3 separate regions of the Mus musculus genome follow, and all the other regions are linked to region 2. A link is a loop called in an ENCODE intact Hi-C map of the cell type or tissue named here. Cell type or tissue: gastrocnemius. All regions are shown on one strand. Links, peaks and the distances in the headings refer to the core of each region. The heading gives the core; the rest is flanking DNA.

Region 1 (9,857 bases), core at 670-8,669, 110 kb before region 2:
ACTAATAGCTAGCTTCTAGCGGTCCAGCATCAGGAGCCTGGGCGAGCACCGCACACAATGAATCTCAGGAAGGGATTCTGTTCTCCAAATGCAATTAAGATCAAGGCTGTTGGTGGTCCCCACTTAGCCTGACCTATTTGAACCCATTCTGCTCTCACTACTATCACTTCTGACCTGTTACAAACTCCGTCTTCTTTGCAGTGGTACTCTGGGGTGGTTTTCTGACCAAGGCACACGTGTACCATTCTAGAAATATTACCTGTACAAACTTTGGGCTGGAGATCATTGACAATATTTGTTCAACTTTCTTGTTACAGTGGAAGAAATTAAGGCCCAGAGAAGTGATAAGCACACCTTAGGTCACATAGCAAGGAGGAAACAACCTGACCTAGATTCAAGGAGCCTCCCGGCACCGGCAACTGCGTCCCAAAGTCTTTTTCGCTTTCCTCCTCAGAGTCTCCTTTGCTCTTTCCACAAAACAATCATCTTCCCTCTCTCACATATCAGTGTTAACTCGGGCCTGTGTACCAGCTCCAAGCCGAGAGAAATTTCTCGGGATATGATCCGCAGTAAGAAGGAAGACTCACTGTCAAGAGAGTACCAGGGACTCTGAGGAGGCGGTAGCAATCTCTAGCCCCGCCCCAAAGCGCATCAGACCCCGCCCCTAAGCGTGCCAAGCCCGGGCACGCTCGACCAGGACAAGGCGGAAATCCTAAGTCCCGCCCTCCGTAAAGACCGCCCCTACTGACATGGACAGGCAGAAGCCTAATTCAATGAGAAGAAAGAACCGGCCGCTTTAGTCCTATGGGGTGCGACAACACAACATGAGGGTCTTTCCGGATCTTTGCACGCCCCTGGGTGCTCCAGCCCAGAAGTGTCGTAGCTGAGAGGACCATCTGTGCAGGTAAGGCTGTTCCCATGCGTGGCGTGCATCTGGGCGCCGACGGAGGGTGCCGCTGTACCCACGCAGAGGACAGAGAAGGCAAGGCTGAAGGCAGGAGGAGTGAGCGTGCCATACAAGGCCGGAGTGGGCGTGGGCCAGGACCTGGCGAGTCCTGCGGCGTCCCCAGGATCCCCTTGCAGAGTCCAGCCTGCAGTAGACCTCTGCCTCTGTTGAAATTTGGGCTGTGAAGAAACACGAGGCCAGGAGGCCAATAGTACTTTATGGTATAAATTTTGGAAGTTTATGTTTTTGGTTTTTTTGTTTTTTGGTTTTTCGAGGCAGGGTTTCTCTGTGTAGCCGTGGCTGTCCTGGAACTCACTCTGTAGACCAGGCTGCTGGCCTTGAACTCAGAAATCCGCCTTCTGCCTCCCAAGTGCTGGGATTTTGCTTTTTTTTTTTTTAAAGGCTTCTTTTATGTATGTGGATATTTGGCGTGCATACATGAGTGTACTTCGAACAAGCCTGGTGTTCAGGGAGGCCAGAAGAGATCAGTGAGATCTCCTCCAGCTGGATGATCGTGAGCCGCCCTGCGGGGTGCTAGGATTTGAACCTGGGTCCTCAGCTTTCTTAACCACTAAGACATCTACACACACACACCTTTTAAAAGAGCTTTTATTTTTAATTGTGTATGTGGGTGTGTGTGCTTACATGTGTCTGTGGAAGATCCAAGAGACCCAAATGTGTCAAACTCCTGAAACTGTAATTTGAGACGTTGTGAGCTCCTGAACTCTGAAGAACAGCAAGTGCTCTTAACTGCTGAGCTATCTCTCCAACCCTAGCGGTATCTTTATAAGACACAGAAAGAGAGGTTACGTGGTGGCTTGCCTGAGGTTGTGTGCAGGCTGGTATTTGGAAAAGTTAGGAAGCCCAGATGTGGACCAGCCTCCATTCCCTGCCACAGTAAGATGGGTGTTAGTGAGAAACGAAGCCTTTCCACACCAGTTCTAGTGACTTTGGGGAGCGCCACAACTCCCTCCACCTTGGATGACCAGACACAGCCTTGTGTGTGGAGCAAGGCAGTAAGAAGAAAAACATAAAACAAAACAACTAACAACTCCAAGTCAGCTACTCGGAGAAGACAAAAATCCCACGACCTGGAAATCCAGTTGTCGATAACAGTGGAAAGTAATCGAGGTGGTGTCTTTTGGCTGATGGAGCCTACAAGTGCAGGATGCTCCTGTATCTCTAATGCGACTTTGTTAGTCAGGTATTGTTAGTTCTATAAGCCTCGGTTTCCATGCTGTGTAGTAGGGTTAGCTTATTATGGTTGTGTATTTGTGTGTATGTATAATGTATGTGTGTAAGTGAAGGTTAGGGGGCAACTTTGTGGAGTTGGGTCTCCTGTGGATTTTTATTTTTTCAGTTTTTTTTAAAAAGATTTATTTATTTATTATATGTAAGTACACTGTAGCTGTCTTCAGACACACCAGAAGAGGGAGTCAGATCTCATTACGGATGGTTGTGAGCCACCATGTGGTTGCTGGGATTTGAACTCAGGACCTTTGGAAGAGCAGTCGGATGCTCTTACCTGCTGAGCCATCTCACCAGCCCCTGATTTTTGTTTTTTTGTTTTTGTTTTTTTGAGACAGGGTTTTTCTGTATAGCCCTGGCTGTTCTGGAACTCACTTTGTAGACCAGGCTGGCCTCGAACTCAGAAATTCGCCTGTCTCCTGCCTCCCGAGTGCTGAAATTAAAGGCATGCGCCACCACTGCCCGGCTCTCCTGTGGATTTTAGGGAGGGAATTTATAAGGATAGGTTTGCGTGCGTGCGTGTGTGTGTGTGTGTGCGTGTGTGTGTGTGTGCGTGCGCGTGTGTGTATGCTACTTGTGTTTGATTGCTCTCAAAGGCCGGAGGAGTGTTGGGTCACTTAGAACTGAGTGACAGGAGGTTGCGAGCCACCTTGATAGTGGGTGCTGGGATCTAAGTTCAGGTCTTCTACAAGAGCAGCAATTGCTTTTAGCTGCTGAGCCCTCTGTCCAGCCTCTTATTTTATATTTTACACCTGACAGAACTCTTGGTGAGCTATCTGCATTTTCTCATTTTCCTCCTGTGTTCACTCATGGTCCATACCATTGAGGGTGGAAACCTTATTGAAGGGGCCATTTTATCCTGAGTTTTACCAGCTAGTGGTGTTAGCATTTTGCATCTTATTATGTCTTAGGAGTCAGGGTCTTACTGAATTTTCCTATGATTGCATTATCTCTTATCTATCTATTTATCTATTTGTTATTTGTTTGTTGTGTGGAAGTTAGAGGACGACCTGACCTGAGGTGTCATTTGTCACCTACCTTGTTTGAGACAGGGTCTTTGGTGTTCTCTCTTAGTTCATTAGGCTGGCTGGCCTCAGAGCTTATGAGGAATTGTCAGCCTCCAACGTCCCATAGAGTGGAACCGTCTTCTGAAGATTCCAGCCTGTATAAATGTCAAGGGCTTTGTCTCCACAGCCCCACTGAATATCATAGCATGCTGCTTTATAGTACATTTGCAAGGTCACTATGTAATCCCGAGTTACGTTACTGTGTAATTACGTTACTATGTAATTCCGAGTGCTTTTATAATTAACCCCACACCCCAGGCCCCAATCTAGCCCTGCACTGGGGTGAAGTGGTAAAACAGTCCCAGGCCTCCAACCAAGATGTCCTCCAGTGCTTGGAGTCTATCCTTGGGTAGCAACGAGCCCAGCAGCACTGATGCACCAACCCAAACATGCTGTTGCTCTTATAATGCACCCACTCCAGGGCCGTGGATGGGATCTGCTGCTTAGCCAATGTTTACTGCCACACAGAGAGCCCCAGTAAACCAAAGCCTTTGCCAGACCTGCATCATGGGGAATATTGAGGCCAAGCCTGGAAAGGTTATGGGGGAGGGGGAGGCTGGATGGGCTTTTGGGTCCTCTAAATGCTCCCCCCCCCCCCCCGGTTTTTCGAGACAGGGTTTCTCTGTATAGCCCTGGCTGTCCTGGAACTCACTTTGTAGACCATGCTAACCTCAAACTCAGAAATCCACCTGCCTCTGCCTCGTGACAGTGCTGGGATTAAAGGCGTGCGCCACCACGCCCGGCTCTAAACGCTCTTGGTATCTGGGGAAACTGCCTGACACCAGGGAAAACCTCCAGCCTCCCACAGAGTAAAAGAAACCGGTAGGCCTTTGCCCCAGATGTAAAGAGGGGCTTGGGAAACTGCTAACAGACTGGGTGCTGGACTTCTGGACCACCCACGAGAAAAGGTGGCGAGATGGGAGCCAAAGGAGCTGAACCTTTGAAAGCACCGTAAAAGTGAAATGAGGTGACCTCCTTGTGACAGGAGCAGTTCCCAGATTATAACGAGCACTGGCTCCCCTCCTGATAGTGATCCTGTACCCCAGCCACTCTGAAGTTCCAAGGGAAGTTCAGGGCCAGGCTGGCCTTGACCTCACTTTGTAGCTAATGGTGACCTTCAGCCTGATCCTTCAGCCTCCTACTGCTAAGTATTCTGATTACATCCTGGGCCTGCCTGGCTTTGAGTGTGTGTGTGTCTGGAACAGGGCAGGCACCCACCTGACAGCCAGGGATCAACAGATGACAAAGACTGGATGTATAGGGAAAAATAACAGTGTTAAACAGACTTCTCCCCGTTTTCGCTTTTATCTCAACATGGCTTAGAATCTAGATTCCTAAATTGCACAGTATCCTAATAGCTTGGTATATCAACGAAATGCTACTGAAGGTAGACTCAACTAAGGAAACTCTGTTGAACGGAAATAGGGATTATAAAATACTATACTCCCAGCATTGTAATGCCTATGCAGTCAGTTCCCAGCCACCACATGGTGGCTCATAACCATCTGTAATGGCATCCGATGCCACCCTCTGGTGTGTCTGAAGACAGCTACAGAGTTGTTTTGTTTAGCTCAGCAGTAATCTGCACCTAGCCAACTGGGTCAGTGGGTGCTAAGAATAGAAGAAACAACCGTGGATCTCTTGCCTTAGCATAGCATGAGCAAGGCCCTGAGGTCAGACTCCAGCCCTGTAGCGAAACAAAATAGGAACTTACCTCCAGTGAGATGGGAGTGGATAAGCCAAGGTTAAACCAAACAAACAAATGCAGATATAAACCATAGTATGCATCCTGAAAGCAAGCTTGTATTTTAGAAAACCATACTTAGACATGGACTGGGTTTTGTTTGGTTTTGTTTTTAAGGGGTGGGGGGGGGTGCTTTTTGTTTTTGAGGGTCTTGGGTAGCTCAGGTTGCTCTCAATCTCCCTGTGTGACCCAAAGAATAACCTTGACCTTGCGTTTCTCCTGCCTGTAATCTCATGTGCTGGGGATTACAAGAGTACCACCGGGCCATCTTCGCTTTCATTTATTTTTACTCTGTGTACGGGTGCTTTTCCTGCACTTGTGTCTGCTCGCTGTGCGGTCGGTCAGTACTGGGAGAGGGCCTCAGTGTGCATGTGGAAGTCATAGGACAATGGGGTCCTGGGTTCAAACTCAGGTTTGGCAAGAAGCACCCTTACCTTTCACTCAGCAACTTTTTAAAAATCGTGTGAATGTGAGGGTAGGGTCTGCACATATGAGTGCAGTCGGTGCCTTACAGAGCCAGAAGAAACTGTTGGATCCCCTGGAGTTTGAGTTAACAAGTAGGTATGAGCCACCTGATGTGGGGGGCTGGGAACTGAACTCAGGTCATCTGCTAGAGCAGTGTGTGCTCTCTCTTTAAACTGCCATATCTCTACTCCTTGTTGGGTTCTTTTGAAAGTCTAGGCAGCCTAGGCTGGTCTTGCAATAGTGACCTCACTTCCTGACCCTTCCAAAACTGGGGACCATTAGTTGCTACCTCAGTGAGAGCGTTTTAGAATGCTGGGGTCAGGGGATGTGAAGACATGGAGTGGGTATGTAGATCGCTCTGCTGGAATGTTCCTGCGCCTTGGGATTCCAGGGGGAGCCCCTGTGACTCCCCTGGCGGGCTTTCAGAGAGCAGAGATGAGAGGAAGCCTTTAAACATAAACTAGACATCTGTGATGTCCCCAAGGATGAGGTGGACATCTGGGGGGGAGGGGGGTGTCTTGGAAAGACATGGGGACAGGTGTTTATTTCTCTGAGACAAGAGCAAGAATTTGTGCCGGGTGTGGTAGCGCACACCTTTAATCCCAGCACTTGGGAGGCAGAGGCTGGCGGATTTCTGAGTTCAAGGCCAGCTGGTCTACAAAGTAAGTTCCAGGACAGCCAGGGCTATACAGAGAAACCCTGTCTCGAAAAACCAGAAAAAAAAACCACATGAGTATTTGTGGAAAAGATGCAGAACAAGTTATTCCTGCCTGGTCACGTCTCTTCTCTAGGACAGAGGATTACACTGTCAGTGGTGGGAGGGGACGTTGGGAAAGTGCTAGGAGCAGATAAAGGCGTGGGTGGCAGCCTTAGCAGTGACCATTGAGCATGGTGGAGCTGCCAGGCAAGAAGGAGAGCGCACAGCCAGGATGTCTGGCGTTCTGTGTTCCTCTCTCCTAGGAACGGACATGGATAGGAACATCTGGAAGAGTAGGAGAAGACGCGGGCGAAGCCGACACCAGAGCCCTGCCCTGGGGCAGTGTGATTCCAGTGAGAGGTATGTGTGCAAGTTTTGAAGGGCAGCTACGCTCAGCACTGTTCTGGCCTTGTCTGATACCATGCTTAGACGTGTACTCCTCAGAACAAGCCGGCACTGGGGCCAGCAGGCTCGAAAGCTTGACGTGTTGCCTGCCATCAGCACTGTTCCAGGAAGTGATCTCACAGTCGCACTCTTTGTTTCACAGGGACGGCTTCTGACCAGAGTGTCAGCCATAGGCTACTGGTAGAATTGTCTTTTATTTGTTGTTTTGTTTTTCAAGACAAGGTTTCTCTGTACAGTCCTGACTGTCCTGGAACTCACTCTGTAGACCAGCTGGCCTCGAAACTCAGAAATCCACCTACCTGCCTCTGCCTCCGGAGTGCTGGGATTAAAGGTGTCTGCCACCACTCCTGACTAATAATACAAATTTTTATGTGAACTCCAAGTTGGTTTTTGGGTTTTTTTTTGGTGTGTAGAGGGGCTCTCTCTCTCCATAGCTCTGACTGTCCTGGAGCTCACTATATAGATCAGACTGGACTCAAATTCGTAGCGTGACACTACCATCTGGCATAGGGAGCCTTAACATACACAAAAGTACACAAGTAATAGGACAGTGAGCACTGCGTGCCCCCCCCTTCTTAGATGATATTTTACAGTCCCCAGGATACATTTTTTTTTTTTTTTTTTTTTTGGTTTTTTGAGACAGGGTTTCTCTGTGTAGTCCTGGATGTCCTGGAACTCACTCTGTAGACCAGGCTGGCCTCGAACTCAGAAATCTGCCTGCCTCTGCCTCCCAAGTGCTGGGATTAAAGGCATGCGCCACCATGCCCGGCCGTTAGGATACATTTATTATCCCGCTATAATATGCTTTTATCTAACATATAACATATTATGAAGTATAAACAGTCTTGTCTCAGAACAAGAGCACCCCCCTACCCCTTGCCCCATTCTCCACCTGGCCTCACCGAGGACTCCTAACAGGAGGGCAGGAGGAAGTCTGCACATAGCCCTCAGGTTCACAAGTTGCTCCCTTTCTTCAACACATATGCGGTTTCCACATGTCTGTCCTGTGTGTGTCTGTGTACATGTGTGTGTACAAGCGTGTGTGTACGCGTGTGTAGTGTATGTGTGTGTACACACGCACTCGTGCACGCATGTGTGTGTGTGCATATGTGTGTCTGTATGAGTACATGTATGTGTGTACACGTGTGTGTGTGTGTGTACGTGCGCATGCATGTGAAGGTGAAGGGACACCTTGTAGGACTGGGTTCTTTTCTTTACTGTGTGAGTCCCGGGGATCAACCTCAGGTCATCAGGCTTGACCCCAAACATCTGTACCTACTTAGCTGCCTTGCCAGCCCAGCCCTCCCCTTAAAATAGATAAATTTAGGGGTGGCAAGATGACTCAGTGGGTGTGAAGTCATGCTGCCACCGTGGAAGGAAAGAACAGACACTCCTCAAGTTGACCTCCAACCCATACGTGCTTGCCCACACCCATACACACTTAAAATATTTTTTAAAATTTCAAATATCATGGTATTTCTCCACATTAAATTAACACAAACAGTACAAATCCCTTCAGGGTCGAAGGGAGAAAAAATAGCTGTAACCCTTGGAGGTCTGTTTTCCCGACGTGCTCTGTCCCATCTTACTCTGTCCTGTGAAGACCCTTAGTGAGGGTCTCAGCCCTTGGAGCCTGGAGCATACAGCAAGTCTCACTGCCTGTAAATCTCCAGCTTGACCCATACAATAGGAAGGTCAGCACCCCGCCCAGCACTGGTATGTTTTGTTAGGAGAGTCACGGGTATTTTCTGGGCCTCAGGCCTTTCCACAAGCCATAATGGGAGCAAGACGTGATCTGTGCAAGAGTCAAGCACAGTTTTGGCAGAGTGGCTTGGAAACCTGTTGGGCACAGCCACCTTTTGGGCTCCACATGGAAAGAATGGAGCGGCAGCCCTTAGAGAGAAAGGCCAGCATTTGTCATGACTCTTAATCCATCTTCCTGCTGATCACAGACCAGTGGCCTCAGAAAGTTCTGGGCCAAAAAGGGAGAAAAAAGACTTTTCCTACATCTATGCATGGCATCGGTATTGGTGGGATGCGGGCTCTTCTTTGCCTCCCTCAGCCTAGCTGTGCAGACTTCCTTTTATTGTGTGTGAGGAGAGAGGAGAGACATTCTCACCCTGCGTCCCAGTCTAATTGCCACAGAGACCGCTGGTGGCTTTACAAATCCAGAGTGTCAGCCATGGCTCCACCCTAATATTACTGAGGAAATTACCTCCGCTCACCAAGGCGTCTCCATCTGTAAAGTTGTCTGGCCAGATAAAATTTAAGCCTTCTGCTGCTGTAGCCAATGAAGCTCACCTGGCTTTGTAAATGCACGCGGGCACATGGACAGAGAGCCCAGCTGGTAACATACTTACTGGCAAAGAGCTCTGGTTTTCTTGTCATCCTGGGACATTCCAAAAGACAGCAAGGAACTCAAGTGCAGAACTGAGAAGATAAGGGCTTCTTGTGACAGGCGTCCTCTTAGGAAGGGAGGGAAGGAGAGGAGGAGGAAGGGGAAGAAAAAGAGTCTGACCCTTGTTTTGGTGATTCACAGAAGCGGTCAGTGCTCTGTGAAGGTCAGATAAAGGCTACAGATGTGCTAAGTTGGACCTTCAGTGAGAATGAATGAGAGCTGGCACCGGGGAGGTGGCTGGGTTTATAGGTAGACTGGTTTGATTCCCCGGAACCTGTGTTTAAAAGTCAGGTGTGGGGCCATGTGCTTGTAACCCCAGTGCTGGGAAGACAAACAGAGCCCTGGGGTTCACCTGCCCACCTAGTCTGCTTCGTGAGTTCCAGACCAGTGAGAGATCCTGCCTCAAAAAGATTGACACACAGTATTGTCATTTGGCCCCCGTGAGCACATACACACTCCTATTGCCACAACTGTGTGTCAACAGGTACGCCACAGGGGCATCTCAGAGCTCACAAGATTCTGGCCACCATGATGCTGAGTCCCCGTCAACCTCGTCCAGCAGAACTGGAGAGTCTTCAGTGCCAGGTAGGCAGTAAACTGGGCAGGGCCCCTGGCCAGCCTGGGGGAAAGATCAAAAGCCTTCTCCAGCCTCAAACCAGGTAGTGACCCTGCCTGGCTACCATTCCTCAGCCAGGGCTCTGTCTCCCCACTTGGTGGGGGGAATCAAAAACCCAGTCTTCTTTTTTTTTTTTAAGATTTATTTATTTATTTATTATATGTAAGTACACTGTAGCTGTCTTCAAACACTCCAGAAGAGGGCATCAGATCTCATTATGGATGGTTGTGAGCCACCATGTAGTTGCTGGGATTTGAACTCAGGACCCTCG
Region 2 (9,857 bases), core at 643-8,642:
CTTCCACAAAATATCACATTGGTGCACTATATTGATGACATTATGCTGATTGGACCAAGTGAGCAGGAAGTAGCAACCACTTTGGACTCATTGGTAACACATATGCGTATCAGAGGATGGGAAATAAATCCAACCAAAATTCAAGGACCATCTACCTCAGTGAAATTCTTAGGAGTCCAGTGGTGTGGGGCATGCAGAGATATTCCTTCTAAGGTGAAAGATAAGTTATTGCACCTGGCCCCTCCTACAACCAAGAAAGAAGCACAACGTTTAGTGGGTCTATTTGGATTCTGGAGACAACACATCCCTCACTTGGGTGTGTTACTTAGGCCTATTTACCAAGTGACTCGGAAAGCTGCTAGCTTTGTGTGGGGCCTGGAACAGGAGAAGGCCCTTCAACAGGTCCAGGCTGCTGTGCAGGCTGCTCTACCACTTGGACCATATGACCCAGCAGATCCGATGGTACTTGAGGTGTCTGTGGCTGATAGAGATGCTGTTTGGAGCCTCTGGCAGGCCCCTGTAGGTGAATCACAGAAAAGGCCTTTGGGATTTTGGAGCAAAGCTCTACCATCATCTGCAGACAACTATTCTCCCTTTGAAAAACAGCTCTTGGCCTGCTATTGGGCCTTAGTGGAAACTGAACGTCTGACAATAGGACACCAAGTCACTATGCGACCTGAACTACCCATCATGAGCTGGGTACTATCAGACCCTGCAAGTCATAAAGTGGGACGTGCACAGCAGCAGTCTATTATCAAATGGAAGTGGTATATACGTGATCGGGCCAGAGCAGGTCCTGAAGGCACAAGCAAGTTACATGAAGAAGTTGCTCAAATGCCTATGGTTTCTACTCCTGTTACAATGCCATCTGCTGCCAAGCATGCACCTATAGCCTCATGGGGTGTTCCCTATGATCAACTGACCGAAGAGGAGAAGACTAGAGCCTGGTTTACTGATGGCTCTGCACGTTATGCAGGCACCACCCAGAAGTGGACAGCTGCAGCATTACAACCCCTTTCTGGGACAACCTTGAAAGACACAGGTGAAGGGAAATCTTCACAGTGGGCAGAACTTCGGGCAGTACACATGGTATTACAGTTTGTTTGCAAGAAGAAATGGCCAGATGTACGATTATACACTGACTCATGGGCTGTAGCCAATGGATTGGCTGGATGGTCAGGGACTTGGAAAGATCACAATTGGAAAATTGGTGAGAAAGACATCTGGGGAAGAAGTATGTGGATAGATCTCTCCAAATGGGCAAAGGATGTGAAGATATTTGTGTCCCATGTAAATGCTCACCAAAAGGTGACTTCAGCTGAGGAGGAGTTCAATAATCAAGTGGATAAGATGACCCGTTCTGTGGACAATCAGCCTCTCTCCCCAGCCATCCCTGTCATTGCTCAATGGGCACATGAACAAAGTGGCCATGGTGGTCGAGATGGAGGTTATGCTTGGGCTCAGCAACATGGGCTTCCACTCACCAAGGCTGACCTGGCTACAGCTGCTGCTGATTGCCAGATCTGCCAACAGCAGAAACCAACACTGAGCCCCAGATATGGCACCATTCCTCGAGGTGACCAGCCAGCAACCTGGTGGCAGGTTGACTACATTGGACCACTTCCTTCGTGGAAAGGACAGCGTTTTGTTCTTACTGGAGTAGATACTTATTCTGGTTATGGATTTGCCTTTCCTGCACGTAATGCCTCTGCTAAAACCACCATTCACGGACTGACAGAATGCCTCATCTATCGTCATGGTATTCCACACAGTATTGCTTCTGACCAAGGAACTCATTTCACAGCCAGAGAAGTACGACAGTGGGCTCACGATCATGGAATTCACTGGTCTTACCACATTCCCCATCATCCTGAAGCAGCTGGGCTGATAGAAAGATGGAATGGCCTTTTGAAGACGCAGTTACAGCGCCAATTAGGTGGTAACAGCTTGGAAGGCTGGGGCAGAGTTCTTCAGAAGGCAGTATATGCTTTGAATCAGCGCTCGATATATGGTACAGTTTCACCCATAGCCAGGATTCATGGGTCCAGGAATCAAGGGGTGGAAAAAGGAATAGTTCCACTTACTATCACTCCTAGTGACCCTCTAGGAAAATTTTTGCTTCCTGTCCCCATAACTCTAGGTTCTGCTGGCCTAGAAGTTTTGGCTCCAGAGAGGGGAGTGCTCCTACCAGGAGCTACAACAAACATTTCATTGAACTGGAAGCTCAGACTTCCCCCTGGTCATTTTGGGCTTCTAATGCCCTTAAACCAACAGGCTAAAAAAGGAATAACAGTGTTAGGAGGGGTGATAGATCCAGATTACCATGGGGAAATTGGATTACCTCTTCACAATGGTGGTAAGCAAGATTATGTCTGGAGTGCAGGAGATCCCTTAGGGCGTCTCTTAGTACTACCATGTCCTGTGATTAAAGTCAATGGGAAACTACAACAGCCTAATCCAAGCAGGATGACAAAGGACGCAGACCCATCAGGAATGAAGGTATGGGTCAATCCTCCAGGAAAAGAGCCAAGACCTGCTGAGGTGCTGGCTGAAGGTGAAGGAAATACAGAATGGGTAGTAGAGGAAGGTAGTTATAAATACCAATTAAGGCCACGTAACCAGTTGCAGAAACGAGGATTATAAAGTAATATGAATGCCCATTGTAAATTTACTAATGCGTTTGCGATTGTACGAGGGATAGTTATATCATGTTAGGCGTATTTACAACCTTGTTATTGTTTCATGTGAACATGAGATATTATTTGTGTCAAGTTGACAAGGGGTGGATTGTAGTGGCTATTCCTGGTTGTCAACTTGACAATATTTGGAATGAACTACAATTCGGAATTGGAAGGCTCACCAGTGACCCTTATCTGGAGGCTTGGAGATCCTTATCTGGATCTTGGTTTGAAGATCTTGAGCCATAGTGGCTATGGATTCCAGAAGATTGAATCTCCGAGTTAAGGAACACACCTTTAATCTGGGCTATGCCTTTCATCTGGGATTAAAGGTGTGGTGGAACACACCTTTAATCTGGGCTACACCTTTTGCTGGAGACAATATAAGGACATTGGAAGAAGGGAGTCTAGCTCTAGCTCTTGCTCTTGCTCCTTCGCCTGCTTGCTGCGTGAGACTGAGTAACTGCTAGATCCTTGGACTTCCATTCACAGCTGCGACTGAACCATTGTTGGGAATTGGGCTGCCGACTGTAAGTCATCAATAAATTCCTTTACTATTTAGAAATTATCCATAAGTTCTGTGACTCTAGAGAACCCTGACTAATACACTAACCAACCAAGGTTTGCTATTTGTTATCCCAGGACTCCAGCTCTCCCAGGACAGGAATAAATCTCACTCTCCACCTTCAGAGAGACAAGCTCCTTGTAAACGAATTATAAAATCCTTCTGAGTAACAGGAAACAAAAGCAGCAGATACTGCTTATAAATTCCATAATTTGGATAACCCAGTAATTTGTGAGTATTCATTTTCACTGTTTTAGTATTTTTAGTCATTCGCACACTGCGGAAAGTTGCATTAAATATTCTTACAGGTTTCTGAAGATACCAAGCATCTAGTTACCTCTTTGACCCTGTTACCTCGCCTAAGATATAGTGTGTGTACGCACAAAAAGTCCAAAAAACCCAATATAGCCGTTGCCAGTTATTTCTTGGTGTGAGCAGTACTTTGCGAAGAACAAATGACATCTGGGCTTTCTATTGAGGTTCTCGGTCCCGCCCAGGTATCAGGTCATCGAACCTCCAAGAATCAGGAGACCAAGGTTCTAATTCCTGGAAAACGAACTACCAAAAAATGTGAGAAAACCTGTAACAAGCCCCGCGCGAGTAACCAGCCGGAACCTTGACCTCAAGATGGCGTCGCACAGTCATAAGATTCAATCGGCTCCAATCAAAAATGGCAGGGTGGGTGGTAATTTACAGCTCGAGCCTCTCTAGGTCCCACTAGACAATCCCACTCTATGGTCATCCCTCTGTACTTAATGAGTCAGAGGCGACGGCGGAGACTATCTAGGCATCACCTTCTCTATGGTTATCCCTTTCCACGCCTCCTGGCGCAGTGCACGCCGGGCAAGAGGAAGCCCTCCAGGAGCTCCCCGCGCAGCGCGGCTGTGTTTTGCGGCCTAGGCGAGTAGGCGCTTCGGAACCAGTCTCTAGAGTCGGGCGGCGCGCAGACACCTCGAACCGGTGGAGCCCCACTCCATCACCTGACGCCCAGAGGCCGCGAAGACAGTACCGTTTTCTTAGCGGCGGGTGAGTCCACGCTTCCGAACGCGTGAGGAAACCGCTCGACCTGCTACCTCAGCTGCGGGAGGAGGAGGCGGCGGCGGAGAAGCCAGGGCCGCTGTGGAGGCCCAGCGGGGTGGGGGGTGGGGGGGGGTGGGGAGACGGGGCGGGGTGGGGGAGGGGACGGGCACGCGGCTCGGGCTTCTCTTCCCCTCCAAGGCCTCGGAAAAACCAGTGAACCAGGAGCCCGGGGAGGCCGGGCCCACGGCCGGAGCGGTCCTCCGGGAATTTTATTTTATTTTTTGTCGCCCACTTTGTCTATTGGCTTCCGTTTCAGTTTGGGAGCGAATCGCCTCGGGCCCTGACGGGGCTCCTGTCTTAGCCAGGGCTAGGATCGGTCGGCCCGGAGGCCCTTGTCTCCTCGGGGCCTCCAGAGCCACCTCTCAGTAGGTTTCCGGGGCCGAGGACTCAAGTGCCTCCAGGCTGCGCCTTGAAAGTAGCCTGCGCCCACTCTTGGAGCGAGGTGCGGGCCACCAACGGATTTCTTTTCTGTCTGGTAGTCTAGTGCCAGCCGCCAAAAGAACGGGCCCCACCCCTCCTTGAGTTTATCGAGTGGCCACTTTTTTGGTTTTAAAGCACCTTTCCTGCTTGTTGGAGCTAGTGATGAGTTTCACCGTCTGATCCCCTTTCCGATTGGGAGGGATGCTGTAAAGGATCTCTCCATTCATTCTAGGCGGCACCAGCCTTCTTCATATTAAAATATGCTGCCCTCCTTTTGTTTTCAGTATTGATTTTTAAATACAGTTTTCGAAATAAGAGTATGAAGGTTATCTTGAAGTTATGTAATAATGGATTTATATTGACGTGGAAATGCCATTTTGATACAGGTCAGAGTAAAGCCGACCAAAAGGAGGGAAAAGATTGGGCTTCTCTTGTATCATAGTGCTTTAGTGAAATAAGGTGAATCAGGTAGAGGCAGTATTGTATAAACAGTTTTTTTGTGTGTTGTCTGTGAGCACCCTCAATTTCAGTTTCTCTTCAGTTTAAAAATCTCTTGTTTTTTTTCCCCACAAGTAAGAGGGTCGCTGTATGATATTGATTCTTGTAAGCCTGTATATAGATTTAAGAAAGGTTGATAGTTTAACGGGGAGTATTCACACCACGAATGTAATTTTGTGAGAACTTTAATTTTTTTATAAAAGATATTTCAAAGAGTTCAGTGTTCTCATAAGACATTCAATTGCTCAGTTGTGATTCAAGCAGACAATGTGCTTATTAAACTTTTTTAAGTCTTGATTTTCTTCATCAGTAAAATGAGAGTTACATTTCGATCCACTTCACAGGTTGGACTTTGGGACTGGAAAAAATGTATGTAAAATGCTCACTAAAATTTTGTATAACATGATGTTGGCTTATACTAATAAATGGTGTTACTTAAGAATTAAGAGTCAGACGTTTCAGAGACTTTTTACATTTCTTCCTGTGTACTTAGAGTAGACTTTAACATATTTAAGCTCCTTACTTTCTCCACTGGTAGGGAATTGAGACCTTGTGGTTTCATGAAACTTTTGAATTGGTAATTTCTCAGTGGGGAACTTTGGAGTCTACACCCACTTACTGTGTTTCCCTGAACAAATTAGCTTCTTGGATACAGACGGTAACCCTTGTACACCAAGGAATCTAGGAGAGAAAAAGGATATTGAGGACTTTTACAAGGAAAAAACATGTTGGCATCAAGTCATTCTGGGATTATCTCTTTTTTGTGTGTGAGGAAGGTGTCACAAAAGTATTTTCTGCTAAGAATTTTAAATATATTTTGTGTGGATGGGTTGATTGGGTGTTTTGCTTCCATATATGTTTGTATACTGTATTTGTGCCTGGTGAGGCCAGAGGCCAGGAAAGGATCTCCAAGAACTGGAATTTTAAAATGGCAGTGAAACACCATATGGGTTCTGGGAATGAAACCTAGGTCCTCCGGAAGAGCAGTAAGTTTTTGTAACTGCTGCGCTATCTTCTTCCTTTCTTTTGGTAGGATACCAAAAAACTTCTAGGGAAAAAAATAGTGTTTTGCATTTAGCCATTGTGTATTAATAATTTTGGCTAATAGATCTATTCTGTGATTATCTTTTTATTGCAATGCTGTGTCTGAATGAAGATACACACACTTGTGCGTGTTAACAATGTTGTGTTGAGTTATTGACTTCAGGTCAAGGGCTTTTCACATTACTTTTTTTTTTTTTTTTTCGAGACAGGGTTTCTCTGTGTATCTCTGGCTCTCCTGGAACTCACTCTGTAGACCAGGCTGGCCTTGAACTCAGAAATCTGCCTGCCTCTGCCTCCCAAGTGCTGGGATTAAAGGCGTGCGCCACCACACCCGGCTTCACATTACTTTTTTAGCCACAGAAAAGTTTTCAGTTTATTTTCCTTATTTATGTGAGGAAAATTTGTTGTTTCATAGCTTTGAGAAAAGTTAATATTAAATTAGCACTGTTAAAAGTAATCACCATCTTGGAAAACTGTTCTTTATATTTTTTAATGTTTTTTTTTTTTTTTTTAATTTTTTTTTTAGATTTACTTATTTATTATATGTAAGTACACTGTAGCTGTCTTCAGACACACCAGAAGAGGGCGTCAGATCTTGTTATGGATGGTTGTGAGCCACCATGTGGTTCCTGGGACTTGAACTCCGGACCTTTGGAAGAGCAGTCGGGTACTCTTACCCACTGAGCCATCTCACCAGCCCATATTTTTTAATGTTAACAAAAAGCTTTTTGAGACAGGAACTCACTATGTAGACAAAGCTGTCCTCCCAACTCATAGAGATCTACTGCCTCTGCCTCACAAGTGCTAGGATTAAAGGTGTGTACTACCATACCTAGTCTTTGAATGTTTTGAGGGTTAATATAGAGTTACTGTGATGCTGGGGAACAAATCCAGGGCAGTGGACTTGTTAGGCAAGCTTTGTTTCCTTGAGTTAGAGAGCTTCAGTTCTTTTCTCTCTTGTTTTACAGCTATCCCACATTCCTCAAGGAGATTTTGATTCCTTCTTAAAGCCTTCTTGGATACCTTTGTTCTGGTTTTTTGAGTTTCAGTAAGTAGCCCATGCTGGTATCAAACTCAGGCTTCTCTGGTCCTGGCCTCTCCAGTGCTGGGTAATAGGCATGTACCAAGCTTAGCTTCTTTTGTACTTAAAACATTTTTTTTAAGTATTTGGAGAAAATACTAATAAGAATTATTAATATTGCTGTTTTTCCTTTAATCTTTTCTTTCTTTAAAAAAAATTATTATTTATATGAGTACACAATAGCTGTCTTCAGACACACCAGAAGAGGGCATCAGATCTCATTACAGATGGTTGTGAGCCACCATGGGGTTGCTGGGAATTGGACTCAGGACCTCTGGAAGAACAGCCAGTGAGTGCTCTTCACTTCTGAGCTATCTCTCCAGCCCTTCTTTACTCTTTTCTTAACTCTTTGAAACAGCAGTCCTTATTCTAGCCCAGGCCTTGAACACATTATGTAGTCCTGACAGACCCATGTTATTCTACAGTTTTATCTTTACTTTGACATAATTTAAAAGTTACCCAAAGTACAGTGAATTCTCAACCATTCTAACTCAGGTTCCTTAGACAGTGTTTTTGCCAGTTTACTTTTGTTCTTTTCTCCTTTCAGTAGTTTTCTTTTGACATGTTTTGCTACTAAATTTCAGATGTGTTGCCACTATACCCACAAATACTGTGGTGTATTTCCTGAAAGCTCTGGGAAATTCCTTTTTTATCATTTAAAAATAGTACAGTGATCACAGTCAGGAAATTAGCATTGGTACAGTACTGCTTAATTTTCCTCAGGCCTTAGATTTTGGTAGTTGTCCTGAATTGAAGTATTTTTAAAATAGTAGCTTTAGAAAGCTCAGTGAATTTTTTAAAGTAAATATAGAGTTGTGTAACTTACCCAGAAGTACCCCTCTAGCCTATTTGTGAAGCACTATGTATATTCTGCCTTAGGTTGTAGCGATCACCAATGTGTCTGGATAGGTGCTGCTTTTTTCTCATTGAAAGTGAGAGTTTCTCAGGAAAAGATCTTATGTTTTGGAGATTCAAAACACTTCAGCATTCCAATCCTTGCCTCTTGTCATCCAGTGCTGCTGTGCAGTGTCAGTGACAGGCCATGACTGTGCTGGAAGACAAGAGCTCTATGCCTGAGCCATGTCCCCAACCTGTTGAAAAGTTCTGCTTAAAATAAGTTTCTTTTTAACATTTTCATTATTTGGCAACAGAACCTTTAGAATGGTTCCTGGAGAATCCAGTTGTCTGTGAATTCAGTTAGTGAAGTGATTTTTCTAAAGCTATACTTGCTTAAGGTAGTGCAGTTATTAGTCTCTTCTGTTGTGCTGGCTTAAGCAGGTTGGGAGACAGTGTTAAATTAATAGTCACTTATATTCATTGTGGAGTCACTGGACTAGTTGACAAGGTTTATATAGTAACTTAAAATCTCACCCTTTTATAACTAATACAAATGGTTTCTAGGGGAGAACTTGCAAAATAATTGGTACCATCTAGTGTCCCTAGAGAGCTTAGTGTCACTCTTTCCCTGGTGACATTCACTTCTGTCTGGATAAGTATGCAGTGGAGTAGTGCTCATTTAAGTAGTATTGGTTATATTTTGTATACATGTGGTATTCACAAGAATAAAAAAAATGGGCATAAAAGAAAAGGGGAGAGAGTAGAGTTGGAGAGTGTAAATGTATTTTAGGTCTGTTTTCTTTTTTAGATTAAATACACGTTAATTATATATAATAAAATCCATTTTGAATTCCAGTGAGTCACTTTTTTTTTTCTCTCCCCGAGACAGGGTTTCTCTGTATAGCCCTGGCTGTCCTGGAACTCACTTTGTAGACCAGGCTGGCCTCGAACTCAGAAATCGGCCTGCCTCTGCCTCTGCCTCCCGAGTGCTGGGATTAAAGGCGTGCACCACCACGCCCGGAGTGAGTCTTGACAAATAGAATTGTGTGAACACCACCAAATTAGATAGAGATTGGAAACACTTACCTCATAGACAGTTATGCTGGCACAGAAAGCTACATACTTTACAAATACTTTGAACCAGCCAGGTGATGGTAGCACACACCTTTAATCCTAGCCCCTGGGAGGCAGAGGCAGGCAGATTTCTGAGTTTGAGGGCACCGTGGTCTATGGTGTGAGTTCCAGGACAGCCAAGGCTACACAGAGAAACCCTGTCTTGAAAAACAAAAAACAAAATGTATATACACACACATAAACACATGTATATGTATGTATTTTGAACCTTTTAAATTTAAAACATCTTAGGCCAGGCATGGTAGCATATGCCTTTAATCCCAGTATGTGGGAGGCAGAGACAGGAGAATCATTGAGGCCAGAATACATAGGGAGTTCCAGGACAGTCAGAACTTCATAGAAGAGACCCCGTTTTGAAAAACAAAAACAGCCCCCAAATTCCGCAGAATGAAGAACAAAAACATTAATAAAAGTTATTTTTATAAACAGTATTGAAGTAAAATCAGTAGTAATAACTGTTATCATATCTAACATCACCCTCAGGAAATCCTTTTGGCTATCCAGAATCTAGCCAGCAACT
Region 3 (9,857 bases), core at 774-8,773, 56 kb after region 2:
TTTGATAAGGTTTCTGTGTGTAACAGAGCCCTGGTTGTCCTGGAACTCCGTCTGTAGACCAGGCTGGCCTCGGATTTATCGAGAGCTACCTGCCTCCACTTCCAAGTGCTGGGATTCGTATCATGTGCCACCAGCCACTGACCCATGCAAGTTTTTTTCCGTTAGCTAATACTAACATACAGTTTTATTCAGTCGGATTTACTTTCTCTTACTAGTCTCATACCTGCAAAAACTAGAAATGATGTTATCTTTTACGAGTATACCTGATCCTGTAAAGCACCCCCCTCTCAAGTCATACACTCACCATCTCAGCAGAGCTGGCATCGTCATTTGTGTTGCAGAAAAGATGGAAAAATTAATAGTTCTGTATACTTTCAAGTAGATTTTGTCACTGAAATCTTGTATATAATTCTCAGTTTTAATAGATCTGTGCATTCTTTCCTGTTAGGTTTTATATTGGGTTGATCTGCTCATTCAAGTGATAAAAACACATGAAGGTTTTACAATTAAAATGCTTTTTCCTCAGTTGACTCCAGAATAAATTTTAAGTATGTTAGCAAAAAGAATAGTTAAAATGTTTGATAGTTTTTTCTCAAATTTTAATGGGCACCTTGGTCAGCTGCTCTGTCTTCTTAAAATGCCTAAGTGATTAAGTAGGGTAGGCAATAACTGAAATTTTATAACTATCAGGTTTTAAAGAGAATAGCATTTTTGTTATGTTTTTTGAGACAGCTTTTCAATCTAGTTTAGGCTGTCCTAGAAACTTACTATATCACTGCTTCCTTCCATTGCAATCCAAAGGGTTGGGTTACACATGTACAAGTGTTGTGATGCTTGCGGAAAGAGTTAGCTATGCACAATTTCTTCTAGTGAGGATCAAAGTAACCTCCAAAAACAGTGCCCTAGAATACTGCAGATATTCTAAGCTTTATCCCAGCCATCTCCTGAGGGGGGTCTTTAAAAGTTTATTTGAACTATCATAGTGTTTGTTTTGTGTAGTTCTCTGTACTATAAATTACGTAATATCAAGTAATATTTTTTCACAGTAAAATTTTAAATAATCTGGTATTAATACCAGTACTGGTTGATTAACACAGCTTGAGCCAAAATAGATATCTGTATTTTTTTCAACTACCTTGAAGAAAATAAAATCGCACATACATATAAGTAGGCATCCACTGTTTATGCGGTTTGTGTATCCAACTTGGTATGCAGGTCTGTGACTACAGAATAAAGATTTTTATGTCAGAATGGTTGCAGGTTTTTCTGGTTTTAGTTCAGCTTTATCTGTTTGCATTTGAGAGCATGCCTTCATTAATTCAAAAATTTAACTTACCTTTTTTTATTTGCTTTTATTTTTGAGAGACTAGGTGTAATTTCCTTGCCCTTCCCTATGTGAGTCTTAAAAGTGACCAAGTTAAAAACAGTTAGAAATACCTGCAAAATAAATGATTAAAAACATGAATGAAGACATTTTTCTCAAGCAGTGTTTTTAAATTGTATGCCACATCACTTATTATTAGTTGCACTGATAGCCTTTATAAGAGTTGAATTGTGTAGTAGCCGAACCCTCCTTTTTTCCCTCTTTCTTTGTAAGGGGATGTTTTGCTCTGGCAGTCTTGGAACATCTTGCTATAGCAGTGTGACCTTGAACTCATAGAGATCCTCCTGTCTCTGCCATTGTGGGTGCTGGGACTAGAGGCATGCACCACCACTGCTAGAACCTTACCATTTTAAGTCTACTTCTCCCAGAGATTCATTCCATTGAAGTCCTTTCCTGTCCTTTTTTCCTCCCTGCTTCCTTCTGTCTCTCCTTGGCTTTATTTAGGCACCTGTCTGCCCTTGGAGCTCAGTTGTAGAACTCAGTATTTTGCCTCCACTTCCAAAATACTAAGAAACAAGTCAGACAATACTCAGATTCCCTTTTTTATTATTATTATGTATATGAATACACACCAGACTAGGGCATCAGACCCCATTACAGATGGTTTTGAGCCACCATGTGCTTGCTGGGGATTAAACTCATGACCTCTGAAAGAGCAGTCAGACCTCTAAACTGCTAGGCAATCTCTCTAGCCCACTCAGTTCCTTTTTGATAACAAAAGGAAAAATGAATAGTTCAACAGTTTTTTATTTTTTCCTGGCAGCTTTACATTGTTGGTAGTTGTACCCAATTATAGAAACTGAGGAAACATATTTTGATTTCTAGGCGATATTCTAAATAAAGGCAAATTTTTCATTGAAAGATATTTCTGTAGGAAATCATTAAGTTTCTGTGAGCAAAAGTGAATTCTGGTCATATGCAAATATTACTTACCTTGGAGTCATTGTTAGGAAAACCTGGCCTGATTGACTAGGTCCTGGCTTCTAGTGACTGCATTCCTAGTCTTGCCTTGCAGGCTCCTCTCCTAAGTGACCTAGTCAATCAGGCCAAGTCATTTCCTGCTTCACTCATTAGTTGCTACTGGGTTTTCTCATCTTCCTATTGCCAGGTTTTGAATAATGGGGAAAATAAATGCTACACTGCAGAAATTCTCACTATTCTTTGGCACTGTTTGGTCATTCTTAGGTTTTAGTGTTTCTAGACCCTCAATGCTATATTACATTGAAAAAATAGAAAATTATTTAGTATGTGCCTTTCAAATGTCTCAGATCTTATTCACATAGTTAGAAGTGTTGTGTGCCTTGATATTTCCGTGGGTGCCCGAGTGGGATACATTAGCTTCTCTTGGCACTCTATAAACATTGTCTGTCTATTTGATATTCATTGGTGGTTAATGTTTAATCACCTTTGCCCTTCCCTGGTGTCAGTCTTCCCATGTCATTTATGTAATATTTGTGTTTATATCCCTAAAAAGGAATATAGAAAACAGAAGTATCTGTAGTCTACTCAGTTCCTGTCCCCCCTCCCCTTTGAGGGTTTACTTTTACAAGAATCTATTGGAACACTGAGTGTAAATACAACTGCCATTTTTGTCCATTAGACAGTTCTCTTGCTCATAGCTTTCATTCATGAGTATTTTTTTTAAGATTTATTTATTTATTATATGTAAGTACACTGTAGTTGTCTTCAGACGCACCAGAAGAGGGCGTCAGATCTCATGGTTGTGAGCCGTCATGTGGTTGCTGGGATTTGAACTCAGGACTTTTGGAAGAGTAGTCAGTGGTCTTAACCACTGAGCCATCTCACCAGCCCCATTCATGAGTTTTATAACCTAGGTGAACTAAGATTTGTTGTAGGACAGTGAGATTTTTTTATATATATACCAGTACTCCACGAACATCTTTGCACAAAAATGTTTGTCGAAATTGCTTCTCTGTATAGTTTACAGCATTTGCCATTCTACCAAAAGATCGCAATTAATGTAGTTTGCAAATGGCTTTTAGTCTATGCTTGTTTAGCAAGTGTATTGAGCTTGTTCTGTACTGTCTACAATTTTCTGCCTTCTTCCCATATAAGTAAATGATTGAGGGTATAAGTAAATGATTGAGGGAAAACTACCCAAGGTTATGCTATGTCTCCTCCCAGTTGCCATTCCGCTGGCGGAAAAGACTAAAGTATCAAGATCTTAAGCATGAAAATAGTGAAGTCTGAGTTTATTGAAGCAGGGTTGAGAATGTTGGGAGAAAATGGAGATGGATGCTCTACTATTTAGAACGAGGCCTTCTGGGAAGTAGAAAAAAGGAAGTTTGACCCAGTGTATCTTAGTTTGACCTGTAATTTGCTAGGAATCCCAGTCCGATTTCAACTCACTGTCCTGCCCCATCTCCTCCTGAGTGTTATGATTTCAGATACAACACCATCCCGATGTATTTGTCTCTGTTGGGAGTAGAATCTAGTTCCTCGTGTGTGCTCCTTAAGCACATTAGCCGTTTTCTGGTTATTTGGGATTATGAATAATTTCTCTGTTGTTTTTTGCCCAAGTGAAATGTGTGGTGTGCTGTTGATAATTGTCTCTCCGATTAAGGAAAATCTGAGGGATGTAAAAATCAAGATAGGAAACATTCTTTGCTTTCTAGAAGCTTGCCATCTGGGAAGACTTTCAGACTCGGAACCTAGACTAATAGGATATTTCTCAGGTTCTGTTTACCCACCAATCGCTTTGGTTTATTGAGAGTACAAACAGTAAATTTTATCCGTTTTGAGGAACTGTTCAAATAAATACTGTGGAGAAATGGGAAGTGTTGGATTTAAAATGTCACTACAAAACAAGGCACGGTGTCCCCACACATGGAAACCAAATAAATAGGTTCAAGCCCATCCTTTCCTACAAGGTATGTTTGATACCGGCAGGGAACGCTCGAATCGCAGTCTCAACCAAAAACAAGGGAAAATGTCACTTGTAGACTGGAAGAACGCTAGACGCGCCTCAAACCCTAGAGAGGCCTCAGGTCGCGCACATCCTTACATCTATGCGAGTGGATTAGGCCAGCTCCAGCCCCCAGCCCTCGTGGCCTGCGCGCGCCACCGGAAGCTCCGTCCCCTCCCGGGTCTAGGGGCCAACGTCGCCGAGGCCGGAAGTTGCGACACCGGTGAGACCTCTAGGGCGGGGCCTAGGACGACCTGCTCCGTGGGCCGCGAGTATTCGTCGGAAACAAAACAGCGGCAGCTGAGGCGGAAACCTAGGCTGCGAGCCGGCCGCCCGGGCGCGGAGAGAGAAGGTGCGTGCCCAGGGTGTGCGGGGCGGAGGGTGTCTCTGCCGGTCGTGTTCACCGTCGCCTGCCTGCCGGGGGTCCGGGCGGGCCTGTGTCTCCGAGGGCCGCGCTGCGGGCGTCTCTAGGGATGAGGGGCGGGGTCCAGGCGGGCGGAGATCGAGGAACCCCGCGTGGGAAACGGGGTGAAGCCGGTTTCTCGGAACCCAGCCGGGGCCAGACTGAGAGCAGCCTTCTCCGAGCTTTGGTACCCCGGAAGTGCTGGCTTCCCCGGGCGGCCGGGAGCAGATGGCTGGCATCAGGGGTGGCCTCTCGATCAGAGTGGAGCTAGAGATAGAGGAAGCGCCCTAGGCTGGGTCGCCTTGAGCAACTGGTGAAACTCTGCGTCTGGTGCCCCGAGTGTGTCATAGTCCAGAAGTGAGTGAGTGGCACTCGGGGCTAACTTCTCAGTGTGTCTGTTGGCAGGCGAAGAGTCGTATGGCGCTTGTTCTTTCTTCAGAACTGTCACGATGCATGTGTCTGACGCTTGTAGGCGCCTTTAGTGTTTGCTAGTTCTTCCCTTTCACGTTTTCAAATGTGGCACTGCCGCGAACAGAGGCTCAGGCACATCCGCCTGGTAGTGGAGGACGGAGTGCATGAGACAATTGAGGTAACTTTTTACATAACTAGGAGAAATGAGAGTTCCAGTAACAGAAACGTAGAAGAAACGTGAGCAGGACAGGCGATCTGTTCAACTAACGCATAAGATTGACTGGGTTCAAGTTTGGAGAATGAGAGAGAAATAAGGAAGTTAGGCAGTGGTTTGGAAATAGTACTTTTGAAGTGACAGCGGGTGAAGATGGCCTGAGGTCAGAGCTGTAAACTGTAAACATGGGTCACTTAAGTAGATTTGCTGTTTGATGTTGGAGCAGAGAACTGGGTGGACACTTAGGGAACACAACAAAGAGCCAGGTAGAAGGAGGACAACGAGGCTGCTGAGGAGGACGAATGCAGAAACCACAATAGTGCAGTGTCACAGAAGCTGAGAAACACGGAAGCTTCAGGGAGCATTGTCAGCGATAGGAATGAAAGGCCTGGTGTTGTTTTAGAAGGATCTCTGTACCATTGTACCCTTGAAAGATGAGCGTGAACCACAAATACTAGTTTTAAATGTTCCCACAGACACTTTTTTAAAAAATTTTTTAGAGGTTTATTTATTTATTATATGTGAGTACATTGTAGCTGTCTTCAGACACCCCAGAATAGGGCATCAGATTTCATTACGGATGTTTGTGAGCCACAATGTGGTTGCTGGAATTTGAATTCAGGACCTTCAGAAGAGCAGTCAGTGCTCTTAACAGCTGAGCCATCTCTCCAGCCCCACAGACACATTTTTAAAGGTAACAAGAAGCAGTTGAAATTAGTCTTAATGATTTGTTAATCCAGTGTAGCTAACAGTTTCATTTTTAACAGGAAATCCGTGTCAAATTAACTTGTCCTCTCTAGATAGTTAGGAGGCTCTTCAGTGACCAGAAGCAACCCCTGACTACAGTATCCCCAGCACCTGGCACAGTGTTTCCTTGTCTAAAAGAAACCTGATTCCTATTTGCTGCTCCAAGAATCCCTATTTGGTTTTCAGATGTCTTTTCCAGTTCCTTGTTTGAGTGAAAGCAGAAAGAATTTATGCAAGTTAATTAGATGTAAATATTCGTTTTTAATTTAAAAATACTTGTATTCCATCCATTTCCACAGAAGGTAGAGACATTGACTCACAATAAAAATAACTTCATTACAGAATTATTAAAATAACTTTGGGTTGAGTCTTTATAATTTCCAGGTATAGGCGGTGCTTTAGGAGTCCCAGCTACTTGGAAGGCTGAGCTGGAAAATCACGGCCAGCCTGGATAACAGAGATGGTGAATGACTCGAGAGTAGAGCGAATTCATCCACCTGATCTAACCTAGGATGGCCTGTAGTCTGTTTGACAGTACAGATAGAGACCATGTTGAGTCTTATTCTGTGGGTGTGATATGTATGTGTGTGCACCTCTACTTTATATGCAAAGCTGAAGTCTTTGCCTATATGCTCACAAATTCAGAGGCCAGAGGAGGACAGGGGGAGCGTTTCTCCACTGTTTATTGCCTTACTTAAAAAACAAAAATGTTATTTTTGTGTGCAGGGTTGGGGGGGCTTCCATAGTAATATTCGGAAGTCTGAAGTTAGCTCTCTCTTCCCACCTTTATATTAGTACTGGGTACTGAGCATAGGTCTCCGGGTATGTGGGACAAGTACCTTTACTGTCTGAGCCATCTCGAGAAGTCTCCCCCCACCCCCACCCCCACCCCCGCCCCCTGGGCCTTTTTATTTAATTTTTGTTGTTGTTTTGCTTGGTTTTGTGAGACAGGGACTCTCTGTGTAGCCCTGGCTTTCCTGGAACTCACTATGTAGACCAGGCTGGCCTGAAGTTCACAGAGATCTGCCACCACACCCAGCTTAATTTTTAAAAACTTAATTGTGTGTGTGGGAGCACGTGCGCCATGGCACACAGATGTTATAACACACATGATCACTTTATGGAATCCTTCTTGTCTACGATATGTGGGCGCTGGGGATTAAATTCTGCTTGTCAGACGCGGGCTGCACCATGAGCACCAATTTTATTTTATAAGGCACAGTCTCTTTATTGAGCCGAAGCTGTTTCAGCTAGGTGGGCTGTCTGTCAGTCTCCTGGGAGCCTCTTGTCTCCACCTCCCAGTGTTAGGACTGTAGGCGCAGGAACTATGCCTGGCTTGGATGTGATGCTGGGAATTTGAGCTCTGCTCCTTTTGACAGCAAGTGCTTTTACCCACTGAGCTAACTCCCTAGATCCTACTGTCTTGATATACTTTGAGACTGTTGGTGTGTTTCACCATAGACCTAAATGGATATTAATTACTCTTGTGATTCTAAGGCTCTCGGATGTACTATTGAGCATATACTGCCTTTACAGAATCCAAAAGAAAATCCATATTCTAAATACAGTTAATCCTGAAGGTTTGAAATAAATTATGAGCTGATTTTAGCTCATGTTCATTGTGTCTTGTGAGCCCGCCAGTTTTACCATTGCTTTGAAATAAGTTGCAGCAATAAGTCTCCATAGCAGAGCTCCAAACCTCACAGCTTAGAGCACTTAAGTTAACTCAGGGCTCTGCTTCAGGGTGGAATGTGTGGCTCAGCTGGGACCATTTTGATTTGAGCATCTTCTCCTGGGGCCCAGGTTGAGGGGACAAAGACTATCAAACCACTCTGCTGACTTCTCAAGGCAAGGACAGCTGCACAAGCATGGCTCACATATATCTGCCAGTGTCCATCAGCTAAGATTGCATTGATAAAGGCACAGTATAGGAGCTCACATAAAGACTTAGAATAGGTGATGGCTGTTACCCAGAAAGAGACCAAAGAGCAATCTCAGGGAATTGGTTCTAGGACTACTAGTTTCCAAAATCTGAGGATGTCCCAGTCCTTACATTTAACAGTAGTATTTGCGGGTAAGAGTGTAGTCATGTTCAGAGACCTTGCTTGATTCCTAACACTGAAGAAAAAATATGAACCAAAAATAAATATATTATTTATAAATCCTCCGGTGTACTTTAAATCATCTCTCAACTATAATACCCACTAATGTAAATGCTGCGTAAATAATCCTTACATTGTGTTGATTATGAAGAACAATGAAATCTACGTGCCAAATGTTTTCAGTCTACAGTTGATCGACTCCAAGGATCCTGAATTAGAAGATATGAAGGGTAACCGTTCTTCCCTTGGGGAGACTGGTGGAAGGAGAGGATATTTACTGAATAATAATTGTCTCTACCACAGATGGTTCGCAGAGGTGGAGTGGGATGGAAAGAGGGAAAAAGCCACCCTCAACCGGCTGCATCACTGCCCTTGCTCCTTTTAGTTCTGTTACTTTCAGAACATGTCTTGTAGGGCTGGGGGAATGCTTCGCTCGCTCTCTCTGCCTTATGGATCATGGGTCTGTCTTGGGTATTCCTAAGTCAAGTTCTGGAATACAGTTGAGGGTTTGCTTACATTCACTGTGGTTTTTAGAAGCCCAGGTAGAACAGGGTTTGATGGTACGCACTTGTAATCCTGGCACTCAGGAGTTGGAAGCAGGAGGACCTCAAGCACAAGCATCGTGAGCAAGACCTGTCTCCATAAATGCAGAAACACCAGGGCGCACCTTTAACAACAGTGCACAGGAGGAAGAAGTAGGAGGACCTCTGAGTTTGAAGCCAGCGTGATCTTCATAGCAAATTGCTGCCCAGCCAGGGTTACATTCTGAGACCCTGTCCCAAACAGACAGACAGCCAAGGAGAGAGATGGCACTTAGTGGCAGGACACTTTCCAAGCATCTTTGCTTCCCACCAACCAAAATAAGTAAATCAAAATTCAAACTCTAATCAGAGTTTGAGTTCCCTATCAGGGAGATAAGTAGGAAAAACTGCGTGGGGCGCGGGAGGGTGTGGAGGGTCCTGGAAGAGAGGAACAGCCTGTTTGTGCAGTCTGCCTGTCAGCTGTGATACCTGGCCCCAGCTTTCATGATAAAGCTTTAGTTTGTTTGACAGGCAACCTTGAGATCATGGGGCTTTCGGCAGACTCAAAGGGCGGAGAGATGAGGGAGTAAAACAAGAAAAGCTGGGTCTTGAGAACTCTTGTCCTCTGAGAGTCAGAACGCCACTTGGTGGGATGAAGTGCCATGTTACCATGAATATGTCACCCACCTCCCAAACTTCCATCATGACGTCTTTAAGTCTGCAGCTCAGAACAGAGCCCACTATTCTGCCCCTCTGCCTTTTCTTGTAGGCCCCTCAGCTCTCTCTTTGGAGTATGTGCCTTGCTAATAAACTTCTGCCTAGACTACATGTCTGTGTCTAGTCTGAGTCTTCTTCTTCCCCACTTCAAGACAGGAAATGGAGTCCTCACTTCAGGCCATGGCGGCAGCAGCCTGATTGGTAGGAAAATAAATCAAGAGCTTGAAAACGTTATTTATTTATTTATTTATTTCCTGCCTCACACCTTGAAAGCTTTTTAGCACTATAGCCATTTATGTAGAGCAAAAAAATAATTTTGGTAGTTTTTAAAGTGGTAGAAGCTGGGTAAGTGGCTTAGGGACATTCCGCCACAGGCTCTTTGTGGTGATAAAGCCATGCTTATGTCTCACTGAAGATGTTTTGTAGTGTACC

The links. Hi-C counts contacts between places; a loop is a spot of excess contacts. Peaks named below come from ENCODE experiments on the same cell type or tissue, not always from the same donor. Only the 100,000 strongest peaks of a DNase experiment are listed, where the experiment ranks them.
Region 1: it touches region 2 in a loop (5-fold over the local background); 2 of 42 quality-filtered maps call a loop at or near these places.
Region 3: a loop joins it to region 2, with 3.0 times the contacts of the local background. A loop is called at or near these places in 20 of 42 quality-filtered maps.

The regions. Positions count from the first base shown.
Region 1 is chr12:83,519,714-83,529,570 of GRCm38, forward strand. It overlaps Dcaf4 (DDB1 and CUL4 associated factor 4), which reads left to right and starts at 753. Exons shown (of 14, transcript NM_030246.2): 1 at 753-904; 2 at 6,431-6,527; 3 at 9,455-9,555. The coding sequence starts at 6,439. In gastrocnemius, for the core only: CTCF peaks have their summits at 938 and 4,764 (motif pointing left); DNase peaks (open chromatin) are centred at 702 and 4,812; H3K4me3 peaks cover 2,099 bases; H3K27ac peaks cover 7,283 bases.
Region 2 is chr12:83,628,149-83,638,005 of GRCm38, forward strand. It overlaps Rbm25 (RNA binding motif protein 25), which reads left to right and starts at 4,095. Exons shown (of 19, transcript NM_027349.4): 1 at 4,095-4,269. In gastrocnemius, for the core only: CTCF peaks have their summits at 3,871 (motif pointing right) and 6,842 (motif pointing right); DNase peaks (open chromatin) are centred at 4,061 and 4,645; H3K4me3 peaks cover 2,974 bases; H3K27ac peaks cover 2,214 bases.
Region 3 is chr12:83,683,632-83,693,488 of GRCm38, forward strand. Psen1 (presenilin 1) reads left to right here and starts at 4,521. Exons shown (of 12, transcript NM_001362271.1): 1 at 4,521-4,662. In gastrocnemius, for the core only: no CTCF peak of the experiment used is centred there; a DNase peak (open chromatin) is centred at 4,503; H3K4me3 peaks cover 2,415 bases; H3K27ac peaks cover 2,306 bases.